Linked DNA regions of Homo sapiens: all the other regions are linked to region 1. The links are chromatin contacts, found by Hi-C or POLR2A ChIA-PET in ENCODE. All regions are on one chromosome and are shown on one strand. The core of a region is the stretch at or near the end of the contact, and the rest is flanking DNA. Distances in the headings are between cores, read along the strand shown. Region 1 holds the start of ZRSR2 (zinc finger CCCH-type, RNA binding motif and serine/arginine rich 2). Region 2 has its middle 13 kb from the start of TLR8-AS1. Region 3 holds the start of TRAPPC2 (trafficking protein particle complex subunit 2). Region 4 holds the start of TCEANC (transcription elongation factor A N-terminal and central domain containing). Region 5 holds the start of TMSB4X (thymosin beta 4 X-linked).

Evidence for each region. A loop is a pair of places that touch in the nucleus more often than their neighbours do. ChIA-PET counts read pairs that join two places held with the same protein, here RNA polymerase II (POLR2A). Pooled maps may share reads with other maps.
Region 2: a loop to region 1 is called in a map with no recorded cell type, with 8 times the contacts of the local background. The contact joins the enhancer-like site here to the promoter of ZRSR2 in region 1. A Hi-C loop is called at or near these places in 1 of 37 single-sample maps with no recorded cell type and 2 of 50 pooled maps. POLR2A ChIA-PET finds 5 or more read pairs at or near these places in 1 of 52 experiments (OCI-LY7).
Region 3: a pooled map shows a loop between it and region 1 (8-fold over the local background). The contact joins the promoter of TRAPPC2 here to the promoter of ZRSR2 in region 1. A Hi-C loop is called at or near these places in 7 of 50 pooled maps.
Region 4: a pooled map shows a loop between it and region 1 (14-fold over the local background). The contact joins the promoter of TCEANC here to the promoter of ZRSR2 in region 1. A Hi-C loop is called at or near these places in 7 of 50 pooled maps.
Region 5: a pooled map shows a loop between it and region 1 (2.6-fold over the local background). The contact joins the promoter of TMSB4X here to the promoter of ZRSR2 in region 1. A Hi-C loop is called at or near these places in 1 of 50 pooled maps. POLR2A ChIA-PET finds 5 or more read pairs at or near these places in 2 of 52 experiments (OCI-LY7 and T-cell).

Annotation. Positions count from the first base shown.
Region 1 is chrX:15,789,055-15,791,773 of GRCh38, reverse strand. It overlaps ZRSR2 (zinc finger CCCH-type, RNA binding motif and serine/arginine rich 2), which reads right to left and starts at 1,290. Exons shown (of 11, transcript NM_005089.4): 1 at 1,238-1,290; 2 at 761-840. The coding sequence starts at 1,278. RefSeq lists enhancers at 1-304, 963-1,412.
Region 2 is chrX:12,954,919-12,957,621 of GRCh38, reverse strand. No RefSeq gene overlaps it. Among named protein-coding and RNA genes, the nearest start is that of TLR8-AS1, 13 kb to the right of the region's middle. RefSeq lists cis regulatory regions at 358-824, 993-1,856 and enhancers at 699-928, 1,619-1,698. Within about 2 kb of position 1,306, at least 35 of the 41 ENCODE cell types and tissues checked have a DNase peak (open chromatin) inside an H3K27ac peak, as active enhancers do; they include OCI-LY7, where a contact is called at or near this core.
Region 3 is chrX:13,733,226-13,735,925 of GRCh38, reverse strand. TRAPPC2 (trafficking protein particle complex subunit 2) reads left to right here and starts at 1,306. Exons shown (of 6, transcript NM_001011658.4): 1 at 1,306-1,401; 2 at 1,741-1,882. It overlaps OFD1 (OFD1 centriole and centriolar satellite protein), which reads right to left and starts at 1,178. Exons shown (of 23, transcript NM_003611.3): 1 at 843-1,178; 2 at 580-678. The coding sequence starts at 854. RefSeq lists enhancers at 265-836, 605-1,804.
Region 4 is chrX:13,651,713-13,654,412 of GRCh38, reverse strand. TCEANC (transcription elongation factor A N-terminal and central domain containing) reads right to left here and starts at 1,272. Exons shown (of 5, transcript NM_001297563.2): 1 at 1,225-1,272. It overlaps LOC107985657 (a long non-coding RNA gene), which reads left to right and starts at 974. Exons shown (of 1, transcript NR_171573.1): 1 at 974-1,916. RefSeq lists enhancers at 1,050-1,139, 1,400-1,589 and a silencer at 1,160-1,471.
Region 5 is chrX:12,973,818-12,976,517 of GRCh38, reverse strand. It overlaps TMSB4X (thymosin beta 4 X-linked), which reads right to left and starts at 1,408. Exons shown (of 3, transcript NM_021109.4): 1 at 1,350-1,408; 2 at 157-272. The coding sequence starts at 256. RefSeq lists enhancers at 1-689, 1,529-2,368, 2,492-2,611, 2,632-2,700.

The DNA of each region.
Region 1 (2,719 bases), core at 41-2,540:
GCAGCAGGAGAACTGCTTGAACCCAGGGGGCGGAGGCTGCAGTGAGCCAAGATCGTGCCACTGCACTCCAGCCTGGGCAACAGAGCGAGACTCCGTCTCAAAAAAAAAAAAAAAAAAAAAGAAAAGAAAAGAAAAAATTAGCCAGGTGTGGTGGTGAATGCCTGTAGTCCCAGCTACTAGGGAGGCTGAGGTGGGAGGACTGCTTGAGCCTGGGAGGTGGAGGCTGCTGTGAGCCGTGGTTGTGCACATCCCTCCTGGGCAACAGAACAAGACCCTGTCTCAAAAATAAATAAATGAGCTTCATAACTAGTATTATGTTGATATATATTTGAATAACATAATAATTTGGGTAAACCAAGGGTCTCATATTAGTCAAGTTTGAGAAAAACTTGCAAAACGTCTAATTAATACCTTCAACTCCTGCTGGTTTTACGAAGAAAAACATTCACCGAATACTTACTACGTGTGCAAGGACTGTGCTAGCTGCTGTAATTCATGAAGCTTGCAACTGTAATATTAGATACTTTATAAGTTACACAGAATCAGTGGGCGATCATTCACCAAGACTTCCTCTTCCTGCCTTTAGTATGTTAACATTGTTTCTGACATGTGTTTCTAAATAACTACTTGGGGGCAGAAGTCACAGCTATTTTTCCTCCGACACAATATTTGACTTCCTTCTGACACTGGGGCTTCAAGTTAGGGCTGGAGTGGACAGAGCAATTTCACAACACAGAAAACAGAATAAAGAGTCCATCACCTGAGTCTCTCAGTCGAGCAAGTTCCTGCCGACGTTTCTTTCGTTTCTCCTTCTTCAGGGCGGCCCTGTACTTTTTGTGGCTGGAAGATTAAGACATATACACGACGATCAGCGGCTACAATGCAGCGCTGCCCGAGCTCCCCGCTCCTCTGTGCCCAATGAAAGGAAATAGTTCGGGTGCTGAGGAGAGAAACCTTGCTTCCTGTATTTTAATTACAGAACAGCCATCTATCATCGCCTCATCCTCCCACTCCCAGACAGTTCTTCTCCATCCGCCAACCTGATCCTCTCCTCGCTTGCCTGAGCCACAGCCGCCCGTGCAAGTCCGGGGAGGGCACCAGAGCGCGCACCAGGAAGGAATGGAGCTGCCGCGGTGGCTCACTTAGCTTGGCCCAGCTTCTCTTTTCTTCCTGCCACCACATCCTCCATGCCCACGATCGGCCCGCTCGCCTGCTCATCTCCCCGTACGGCGCTTACCTTGGTTTCTCGGGAAACGTCATCTTCTCGGGCGCAGCCATCTTGCCGGCACCGCCCCGCCCCTCCAGGTCTGGCAGGAAAGGGCGGGCCTAAGAGTCGAGACGGGCACGCGCAGGCGCGGGTACCGAGCAACCTCCACCAGCGTGGGACTTGAAACGGAAAGCCGGAGGTACCCTTCGGCGGCTCGTCTTCCAGAACCCTGCTCAAATAAATACCTCCTTCCAGCAAAAATACTCTGGGGCTTTTACCCCGCCCTAGAAGTAATTGTCGCTTCAGCACTTGCCCAGTGCTGTATCACTGTCTCCCTCCTCGCCCTAGCAGGACGTGTTGTGGCTAGGCGGTTAAAGTCGTACTCTGCCGCTTTTCTCAGCATCCACTCATGAAGTCACATCGCGCACAGAGCTGCTCGCCCGGCTTTATTTCCGACCTGTCCAGGTTCCGCGTCCTTCCGCCGATCCACCTATCAGCGCCTCAGACAAAGCTCCAGACTTCGCTCCCTGCCAGTCACACCTGTTCTGGTCCCTTAAGCAAACCTAACTCCCAGGGCTGCAAAGCTGTTACCTCTGCCCCTGAGGAGTTTACAATCGAGGGGGCAGAGAAGAACCAATACATAATATGATGCAGGCAAAGATGAAGTTTACCTAACATAGTCCACCAAGGGATTCAGGGAGAGCTCTCTTTTTTTTCCTTTTTTCTTTTTTTTTCAGTATCACATGCGACTCAACTGCAGTATCAGGGACAGCTTTCTGATGCTAAGAGTTGAGTTTGGAAAGAAGATGCCCTTTACCCAGAAGGAGAAGGGTGGGAATGCAGTTACAGTCAGATCAGCATAAGCAAAGGCGCTGAAAGGTGAAAGTGGAATATGCTGGGAACAGCAAGAATTTTGGCAATCGAATTTATTTATTTATTCATTTCTTATATATTAGAGACAGGGTCTTGTCTTTCACCCAGGTTGGAGTGCAGTGGCGCAATCACGACTCGCTGCAGCTTCGACCTCCTGGGGTCAAGCAATCCTTCCACCTCAGCCTCCCGAGTAGCTGGGAATACAGGCGCGAGCCACCACGCCCGCCCAGCTATCCAATTTAAAGTGCAGTTCGAGGCTGGGTGCAGCGGCTCACGCCTGTAATCCCAGCACTTTGGGAGGCCTAGGCGGGTGGATCACCTGAGGTCAGGAGTTCGTCAGCCTGGCCAACATGGTGAAACCCCGTCTCTACTAAAAATACAAAATTAGCCGGGTGTGGTGGCACATGCCTGTAGTCCCAGCTACTCTGGAGGCTGAAACAGGAGAACTGCTTGAACCCAGGAGGTGGCGGCCGCAGTGAGCCGAGATGGCACCACTGCCCTCCAGCCTGGGCAACAGAGCAAGGCTCCGTCTCAAAAAAACAAAACAAAATAAAGTGCAATTCGAGAATATCAAGGAATATAGTTGTTGTGATGGGCTGGGAGGGCTAGGTTAAGGAGGGCCTGGTGTGCCATGTTAAG
Region 2 (2,703 bases), core at 57-2,556, 2.8 Mb after region 1:
CCCACCACCACACCAGCTACTTTTTGTATTTTTAGTAGAAATGGGGTTTCACCATGTTGGCCAGGCTGGTCTCCAACTCCTGACTTCGTGATCCACCCACCTCGGCCTCCCAAAGTGCTAGGATTACAGGTGTGAGCCACCGCGCCCAGCCAGAATACTCTTAAGTGGAAAATAAAGAGCCTCATAAATAGTGTCTGATCCCTTCTGTGCAATAAAAAAGTGAGGTGTAGAGAGACCATTTCCGGAAGGGAATTTTAAGAGCTTACCTCTGGGGAAAGGAAATAGAGAAACCTCTACCATTTACATTTTTACCAGAAGCATGCATTACTTTTATATTTTAAATATTTAAAACATTATTGATGTTTTACTTTCATATTTTATACATTTAACATTTTTTCTGTGTATTTTCTTGCTCAAGAAACTTGTCACAGAATCAACAACACGCAGTTGAGTATGCCTGTGAAAGAAACAGAATGTGACCCTGGGCTTAGGGTTTCTTTAGTAAGAAAACACCTTTGAAAGGAAGTGAAACACACCACCAAGCACCAAGACAGAGGGAGGGGGACTTCCTGCTTATCTGCAAGGGAAGGAACCCGTGTTCTTAAAGGGGCAGGAGGAAAGTTATTTTCAAGTCAACTGCTGTCATAACCCTAGATCAAACTAACTGCAGACCAGTCTGCAGTAGGCCCCGTTCTAGACTGCAAGTGTAGTCAGCCAGCCCACCATAGGCCCAGTTGAGAACTATCCTCACTTACAGTGGCTGTGCTTTGGATGTTTTCCTTGTAGAATGTGACCATAGCATTACATTTTGGTGAAGTGAATCATATTTTCAGTGAGGTAGGGAAGTTGCTCGTAGGATCATATAGTGATATGTATATGTGCCTGAATATTCATGTATGGTGTTTCTCTAAGTAGAAGCACGTGTGGCCAAATTGAACCACTATAAAGGTGTACATTTGTACAGGTACTTGGTTTCTTAATTTTGCCATTATTTTGCATCTGCTAGCTCACCCTTGCCTCCCAACAGCCCTGTGAGGGCATGAGAGGGCAGCTGGCATCCCATCCATAAGTGAAGACATGAGACACACAGTAAGGGACTTCCCCAGGGTCTCTGAGCCCCTAGCAAGACCAGAAGGGGTCCCCAAGCCTAGCAGGTCGGCTTCTGGCCTGGTGCCCCGGCAGGGGAGGAGCTGTGGTTTCCTGTGGTTTCATCATCCGTCTGTCTGACCGTTTATGTGGAAGTAACTTTCCACTAGCTTCTCCTAGGCCTCCCTCAAGAGTGAAGTGCCAATGGGGCCCTGAAAGGGGGCTCTTCGAGGGAGAATCCACGTGGGTAGTGGTTGGGGGACGCCTGGGAAAACAGATGAGGCTGGCGAGGGCAGGGGTGACATCCTACCTCCGCTCTCAGCCTCTCATCTGTGCCCACACTTGCCTGCCTTGTGTGGCTTTATAGCATGGGAGGCGTCTGCCAACTGCCCGATTCCTACTAGTTATTGGATAATCACTTCCACAGAAGCAGAGCAGAAAAGCCTCACGCCGCCACAGGCCCGCTCTACTTCCACCGAGGTGACTGCCATTAGCGGCATGGCTTCTGCTGCTCCTGGTGCAGGAGGATTGGATGGGCTTGGCCCTGGCTTGTGGTTCCCTGAGAGGGCCACGCAGGGCCCAGGGAGATAACAGGGGACATCTGTGTTCTCTCCCGCTTCCTGCCGTCACACCCTGAGGGAGGGTGGCCAGATTTAGCCAATAAAAATGGAAGACGCCCTCAAATTTAAATGGGAATTTCAGGTAAATAACAAATAGCTTTTTAGTATGAATATGTCCCATGCAATATTTGAGACCATAGAAATTATTTTATTTCTGTGAAATTCCAATTTAACTGGGCATCCTGTATTTCATCTGACAAGACTACCCTGAGGGGGAAAACTTAGGCCCTCTCACAGGCACATTGCTACTTTGGCTGTCTCTGTTTTTTTTTTATTTTTTATTTTTTATTTTTGAGACGGAGTCTCGCTCTGTTGCCCAGGCTGGAGTACAGTGGCATGATCTCGGCTCGCTGCAGCTACTGCCTCCCGGGTTCAAGTGATTCTCGTGCCTCAGCCTCCCAAGTAGCTGGGATTACAGGTGCGTGCCACCACGCCCAGCTAATTTTTGTATTTTTAGTAGAGACGGGGTTTCACCATTTGGCATGGTTGATTTTGAACTCCTGACCTCAAGTGATCAGCCCACCTCGGCTTCCCAAAGTGCTGGGATTACAGGTGGGAGCCACCGCTACCAGCCTGTCTCTTTATCCAAATTCTCCCAAACATAGACACACACACACACACACACACACACACACACCCTCAACGGGTCTCAGGCCTCTAAGTTCTCCTCTCAGGGGCTCCTGTCAGCCCTGCTCCAGCTGGGTCCTCTGCCCTAGGGGAGAGAGAATGGGAGGGGTGAGGAAGGGGTGAGGGGAAGTAGGGGAGGCAGAGGAAGAAGAAAGTTTCAGAAGAGAGCAGCCTAGGCAGAGGTGGCTGAGAGCTCAACCCAGTGGAAATGTGGACTCTAAGAACAGATGGGAGCCACCAACGTGATAAAGTGGCCTGCAAGGCTCAGAGCTGGCCCGCCCAGCAAGAAGCCTGTGTTTAGTCAAGGTGGGCCTGTGTTGAGACAAGCAAGCAAAAGCAAGCCTCCCTCTGAACTCCCTGAGGCCCTGCT
Region 3 (2,700 bases), core at 57-2,556, 2.1 Mb after region 1:
ATTTTAAACGTAAAATATGCTTTTGAAATGCATATTTCAATGAAAACACGTTGAGCTAATCCTACTCCTGGCTGTTAATCCAAATATAAAGCATACTAATAGGTATTTTCTGCCCAAACTAAACATTCATACATTTCAATATAGTTTAAAGATAAAATTTTTCATTTCCCAAACTATTATTAAGCAGTACACTAGTATTTTCTATATGGTGTCAATGTCCTTCATCCAAATGTATTACAAACCCACTTATTAATTTAGGAACCTATAAGCCATATTTATAAAACAAGCCTAATCTTACTGTGTTCATTATACAAATATTTCCTTCTCCTATCTTATTGTCAGTTCAATTAATTATTTGAATATGCTCCTTTAAGACGACTCAAACTCAACATTTTCTCAAACATTTTCAAGAGACTGTAATGTTTCAGGATACAGAGTTATTCGGGAATATAAAAATGTAATTCACCAATACAATCTATGTATCATACGATTATTAAAACCTAAACCTTGATTGAATTTGAACTACCTGTTACAGGTTACACTTGTAAAAGCTGACACAGATACGCCTAAATCCGATACCTTGAGTGTATCCAGTATACCCCGATCCTTAAACGTCTGGTATAGCTTTTTGCGCAGTTCATCTTGACTCAACACATCAGCCACGGTAAACATGTTGGACTAAAAGACAAAATGGTTATAGGTTACCTGCGGGGCAGAGGGAACGTGAACGTCTGAAAACAGACCAGTGGCCTCCGGGGAAGCCATAAGAGGCCTAGCGGCGAAAGTTTAACGAACACAAAACAAGACTTTATTTCCGCCCGAGAAGGGGCAGGTGTGTCTACCTGCGCCATCATCAGGCGTCAGCTCCCTCCGGAGCCCGCCTCGCTCGCCCCGCCGCGGCCCGAGTTTAGTGCCCAGCCCGGGCGGTGGGGCCAAGACGAGGGGGAATCCCTGCCCTCAGAACCCTGCCTCTGTCCCGAGGGTTCGGGAGGAACAAAGGTGCTGAACGTTCTCTGCCTCGCACTCCCAACTAGGTTTTCTAGCAAACACGCGAGCTTCCTTTCTTCGCGGTTCTGAGGCAAGGGCGAGGACCCAGGCACGACTCAAAGGCGGCTGGAGGGCGGGGACCCAGACACTAGGGACTGAAGGCAGCGAGGCAGGACCGCCTCACAGCCAGTCCGGCAACTTCCGGAAACCTGCTAAATATAGCCTTCCCGAGCTGAAGAGCTACGGCGCATGAGCTTGGTTGCCCAGCACCGGCCGGAAGCTCCGCCTACGTATCGCGAGAGCACATCCCAGGGTATCGCGAGAACTGCTTCGGCGTTCTGGCTACAGGTTCGGGGCGCGGGTCTCTTCCGCGGAAACTGACATTGCGTTTCCGTTGTCGGCCTCCCACTGCAGGTAGGGAATGGAGCAAGTGCGGCGGGGGGCGGGTGTTTTGAGTCCCTGGAGGACTTCGTAGCCCCTGCGTGACGCGGATGTTGGTCCTGTACCTCCACCCCTCCCCGGGGTGGCCGGGCCGGACCTGCCAGCCCTCCGCTGGCTCATCCGCGCAGCCCTTCCACCTGCAGACGTCCGCCCTCTCGGGGGCTGTGGTTTCGCGGTTCACTGGGTCATTCAGCTAACCCAGGGTTTCTTAACGGCTGCACTGTTGCCTTTTGGAGCCGGAAGATTCTTTGTTTTGGGAGGCTGTCCTGTGCATTGTAGGTTTAGCTGTATCCTTGCTCTCTATTTTGTCAGTATCACCTTCTCCCCCAAGTGTGACAACCAAAGATGTCTCCAGATATTGCCAGATGTCCTCTTGGAAGCAAGATCGCTCCGGGTTGAGATCCACAGAGCTAAACGTTTTAGAGTACCAACCATTGTGTGCTGTGAGGTAAAGGTGAGCCAGTCCTCATGATGCTTAAATGTAATTAGAAAGGAAAGGAACCAAACCTCTCAGAAGCGATAATGAAAATGTTACAGCCAGAGAATTGAACAAGAACTAAGATACATTGTAGACTGGATAAAGAGTTTAAAGGGGAGGTGGTTGAAGATGGAAGTGATCCAGATCATCTCTGTGGAAAAAGTGTGTCTTTATCGGGGCCTTGATGGGTAGGATTCGGGTGGTGAGCAAAAAGGAGAACATCACAGGAAGGGGAAAAATGAGCAAAGGAATCATTAAAAGAAAAAAAAAAGCCACGACCTTCTTGGGAGCAGTGAGGAATCTAGCCTGACTCCAGAGTTGTGTGCTGGGAATATAAGCCTTATATGGTATCTAAGTCCTGTGAGGACAGAATTGGATGTCAGCTTTGTGTACAGCATTGAAGATGAGTACGATGAGTTTTGATCTCTGGCTGTGAAAAACTTAAAGTATTTAAGAGGCAGTAAGAGTGACAGGACTTCATAGGAGGTGGAGAACCTGTAAGTTTTTGTTGGAAACAATGGAAAAGGAGGAGAGGCTTAGTTGGATTTTAAAGGATGGGTAGTGGTTGCAGACAGAATAAAGGAGAACATTCCAGGCATGAAGAGAGAAATGATAGTAGCTCTGAACTCGATATAGTCAAAGTGAATTTGGGAGAAAAAATAAGTAAACGAGTCAACGCTAGCAGAGGTGGAACAATAGGGCTGAGAAAAGACACGTGGAGCAATGTGGGAATCTTGAATACTAGTACATGATCCTGTAGCTGAGATGCATCAAAGGCTTTTGAGTGGAATGAT
Region 4 (2,700 bases), core at 23-2,522, 2.1 Mb after region 1:
GCAGCAACAGCAGATACAGAAAATAACATAAATGGATAGGCATGATCTTGCTCTGGTAACACTTGTTTACAAAAACAGGCAGGCTGGATTTGGCTGCAGGCCATAGTTTGTTGACCCTTTTCTAGAGCAGGGCTGTGCAACATATATATAACATGTAAACCACAAATATGATTTAAAATTTTCCAGTAGTCATGTTAAAAAATAAAAATTGGTGAAATTAATTATACATTTTATTTAACCCAGTGTATCCAGAATAGTCATTTCAACATGTGATTAATATAAACAAATTGAGATATTTTACATTCTTTTTCATGCTAATTCTCGAAAATTCACTGTGTCTTACACTTACAGCACATCTCAATTCGGACTAGCCACATTTCAAGTGATCAAGCCTTATGTAACTAATGGCTATCATTATTGGGACGCCACGGTTCTAGAACTGATGCTAATATGGATAATGCTTGCTTAGGTGCATACCTATACCAAAAAGTGTATACAGTGCCAGGAAAAGTAGGCACGAAATATGGTATTGGATCCATATAAAAACTTATAAAGATTAGCTAATATTATAGTAAGCAAGGTGCACACATCTGCACAAAAATGGCCTAAACCCTGAGAAGAACGAGAGGAAAGGTCTGGAAACAATGTTTCCAGAAGTTTGTAACAAGTCAAAAATAACCTAGATCTGTTCAGATCTTTAGATCTCTTTAAAGCCTAAAGAGAAACTGTAACTTTCTAGCCCTAACCCACTTAACAGCTCCCCAGCTTCACAGGGAGCCCCGCCCTCTATGGAGAGAAACGATGCCAAATGTTGGCAGCGGTGTAGCGGTTACTGAACAGCCACTCAGCACTGCACTAGGACCATTTCCCTTAATGGTGACCCCTAGTAAAGGTGCAGCGAGAGGAAGGGACCAGCCCAACTGCCCGGTCTAGCCCGGGTTCGAGTTCCGGTGGGTGGGGTCGAGCAACATGCAAAGCCTGCCGCTAATCATCTTGGGATGACGGCCCGGCACCCAGCACACAAACAGCGACAGTCCCGAGGGTTCAGCCCACTCTGGCGACCTCGACAGTCGGAGAGGAAGGGGCGGGGGTGCGAGCACCTTCGGATCTACGCCGCCCAGGGCGCACCGGAAAGCTGCCGCGAGCCGGGGTGGGCTTCCGCTGGGAATAAGGGCTCGCCTTTTTGCGGGACACAGGCCCTGGCAAACCTGAAGCATGACTCACCGAAAAGCGCAGGCGCAGTTCCGGAGCCTTCAGCCGCCCAGTGCCCACGGAGAACTTCCGATCACCGGGACTGGGACAACGTCAAGGCTCAGCCAATCCAAGCCCACAGGCCGGCGCACGTGGTCCTGGGACCCAGTGCATGCGCGCTAGGGAAATGGCTGCCGTGGGACTGCGCTCGCGCGGCTTCCTAGAGGAGGAGCCATGGCCCCGCCCCGGGCCCGAGAGAAAGAAACTGCACTTTCGTTTTTTAGCAGCAAAGTTTGTTGATGTACTTTACAACTTATCTTTTCTGCTTCTACTCAGGACAGTCAAGACAGTGCTCAGCTAGATGTTCACATAACTGTAGACATAAATGTGAATCTATTTAACGCAGTAATTAATTCAAAAAGTGTTTTTAGCATCCTAGCATGCATCAGTTGATATGAAAGTAGTAAATGTTAATTGAGTGGTCTTGTGCATCCTGGACTTCTCATCTGTGCATATTCTCATTCTTTGCCTGCAAAGGGCCAGTAAAAGCACAGTGATGGTTGAACGAATGTGACAGCCTCCTTTGCTGATGCCTTACCCCAAGGTAATTTGGGGAAAGGTTCAGGGAAACAGAGTATCCAATCCAATACTCTGGACTGGGTGCTGGCAGGAAGGAGGGCGATTGTATGATTAAGTATCATAATAAATCTTACCTAAAAGGAGGGGAGACAAGACCAGTGACTCATTAACTGGGATAGGGGATGTTTGGTCATTTTTGTGGTTTGGACAATGTTTACGTTTTTTCAGCATTCCCACGTGATTACGAAGGAGTCTTGTTTTTGTCTTGATCCATCTGGTCAAAGAGTGGCCACGTCTGATGGTGTTCTGTGAAGTATTTATGTTCCACGCAGCACCAAGGCCCAGCTGTGACTGCCGGGGCAGCTCAGAGCTGTCAGGGGTTACTTTTTTCTTGCTGTCTATTATAGGGCTAAAATGTTTAAGGATTATATAATACCTTTTTAAAGAAAAAATTATTTGGCTGGGCGTGGTGGCTCATGCCTGTAATCCCAGCACTTTGGGAGGTCGAGGCAGGCGGATCATGAGGTCAGGAGATCGAGACCATCCTGGCTAACACGGTGAAACCCCGTCTCTACTAAAAATACAAAAAATTAGCCAGGCGTGGTGGCACGTGCTTGTAATCCCAGCTACTTGGGAGGCTGAGGCAGGAGAATCGCTTGAACCCGGGAGGCGGAGGTTGCAGTGAGCTGAGATCGAGCCATTGCACTCCAGCCTAGCGACAGAGCAAGACTTGGTCTCAAAAAAAAAAAATTATTTAATGACACTTGTCACTTGTTAAAGCATGGTAAGGAAGACTTTATTCAGGACCATTGAGATAGACATAGGTACCACTGCAACAGGGTCTTGCAGTGGGGAAGAGAGATTGGGCTCAACTTCAATTGTAGCATGGAAAAGTGAGAATTTATAGCCAAGGAGCAAGGTAGGGGGGTC
Region 5 (2,700 bases), core at 159-2,658, 2.8 Mb after region 1:
TTTTAATTAACCTTTGCAAGCCACATTCATCAACTGTCGGCTCTTCCCCCGCACTCCCCCCTCCCGAATTCTTCCCGCGGCCGCTCCCAGCCTCCCGCCCTCCCACCGGCCGCTCCCACCCAGCCTTTCTAAAGATGGGGGTGGGTCGGAGCTCACTTTCTTTGGAAGGCAGTGGATTTTTCTCTTGCGTCTCTGTCTTCTTCAGTTTCGACTTATCGAATTTCTCGATCTCAGCCATATCGGGTTTGTCAGACATGGTTGCGGAGGAAAAGCTGCAGGGAGCAAGCCAAGAGCGAGCGTGAGGAAGAGCCACCCGCCCCGCTGTCTCTGGGCTGGGAACTGCACTTCTGCCCTCCGACCCGCAGCCTGAAAAAAACCCTTCTCGCTCTCCTACTGCTGCCGTTCCGCGCTCACGAGCTTCCTCTTTCTACAGAAAAAGAGGCGACACCCCCCGCGCCCCTCCTCCCCATATTTCAAAACGCTGTGGACCAAAGAGGGCGGATGCCTCTCAAAGCCGAATCTTGCAGAATAAAGGAAATTGACCACTGCGAATTGTTAATTACAGCGTTTAAAATTAAAGGCTGGCTAGGACAAGGAAAGAAGAGGAAAGCCACTTCCAAATTCAAGTGGGAAAAATCGGCAAGAATTCCTAAAATGGAGCCCAGGTAGGAAAAGCGTTTCCATTTCCTAGCCGCGGCCTCTCCGCAAGGATGCGGGCCGGATCCGGCTTTCTAGTCCTCTCACAAAGGCGGCGGCCGCGGCTGGAGCTTCCGACCACCGCCCTACCGGCTTCATCGCCCGCGTCACAATGCAGCCCCGCACACAAAGCGGCCGCCGCGCGCCCCGAAGCCGGTCTTGCCTGCTCTCCCGGCAATTCGGCATCCCTGGCACACATGTCTCTGCAAGAAGGACTGTAAAGATGTCATAGCACAGCCCCGCCGCCGCCAGGCTGCACAGATGCAGCCCGCGCAGCCGTCCGAGGCTGGGAGGAGGCTCGGGGCTCGGAAGATGAACCTCAGAACAAAGGACTTGTCTATTCCCCCATATCTCAGCCTCCAAGGCAACGCACAATACCTTTGCGGGCAAACACTAAGAAATTTTTTAATGTCCCCTCCGAGCGGCACGGCAAAACGCCAGTTTTTCGGTTTTGTTCTTAAATCATCGATTTCCCCACCCCATTATCCAGTATCTAGGGTGTTTCGCATCCCCCCAGCTCCCCAAAGTAGCCTTCCCGGGGAGAACCACTCGGGCTCGGATTTAGGGAATGCCTTCACAGGGACGCGGATGATGAAAGGGCGGGGACGGAGGCAGGACGGCAGGAGGAAGGAGGCAGGGGCCCTGGGGCTCACCGAAGCGAGGCGCACGAGTACGAGCGAAGTCTGGTCTGCGCAGTGGCCACCACCGAGTTGTCGGGCGGGGTGCGGCGGGCGCAGCTTTATGGGCGCTCCTATGTAAATGAGGTGATGTCACCCGCCGGCCCGCTTAACTCCTTCGCGCCGCGTCTCGGAACGGCATCCGGAGGCCTGCCGGGCTTTTGGGGAGGGGAGCCCCACCCCCACCCGGGGTCCACTAGTGCATGCACCCTAACCACAACGATGGCGAAAAAAATGAGCAAAGCACCCTCCAACACTTCATAACACATTTTCCCCTTTTACGTTTATTTCATTACGATGAATTTTTGCAACAGCAGCGCAGAAATTGCTCTTGGGGACCAGTGCATAATAACTAAGGGTCGGGGTGGCACCTGGGGTGACAGGCATTCTTTTATTTCGAAACTGCCTTTGTCTACTGTGGACATCTCCACACAAGGGCGCGGTGTCCCTCCCTGGAGGGCCTGGCCCGCTGCAGGGGTACGATTCCTGTGACTCAGCTTTCAGTCCAGTGGCGGGCATGCGCCCCACCCCGGGCCTCTTTGTCTTCCTCGCTGGCGTTCCTCTTGCCTTGGGTGGGACGTAAAGCACCCTTAAGTGATTTTAAAAGAGAAAGTTTCATCACTGAAACATCCATATTGTTTCATCAGCATAATTTTTGTGAGCACTCAACAGTAGTATTTGCTGGGTGTAAGGTAATTTGGAGTTTATAGGGTAAAACACCTCCCTCTTAGCAAAATAAGTCAAGCTCAAGCTCTGCCATTGACTTTACTGCCGGACAATGAGGAAGTTCTTTACCTTCCTCTTCCTTATTTTCATAAATTTTAAAAGTGATGGCTAAGGAGGCCAGCGTTGAATTCCAAAGACTACAGTTACATTATCTCTAATGTCTTAAGATGAAATTCAAAAATCAAATTATATTTTCAAGGGAGCGTTTCCAGCACTAGGACATCGCTGAAGTGCATCTGCATCTGGAAATATAAGAGATTCGGGTAGAGGGAAGCAGTTTTCAAAATGGCACCTGACTCTGTGAATACCAGTGACCCACTTGCTACTGAAAATTAGTTACAAATACCATGCCACGCGCCTGCAAATGGCGTGTGAAAGGAAAAAGACTCGCCGGTTATAAAGAGGCCTAGCTGTGATTATTTCTAAGAGACAAGGCAGTGTGCAAAATATTCCTTCTCCTTTTCCGTGGCCTGGGGAAATGTTTTTAGAAACCCCTTGCTAATCATTTTTATGGCACAGGCTTTTGTCTCGCTGGGGATTAGAGTCAACCTTATATATAGACCCTTGAATGCCACTGCCAGCAGCTTGGACTTCCCCGTTT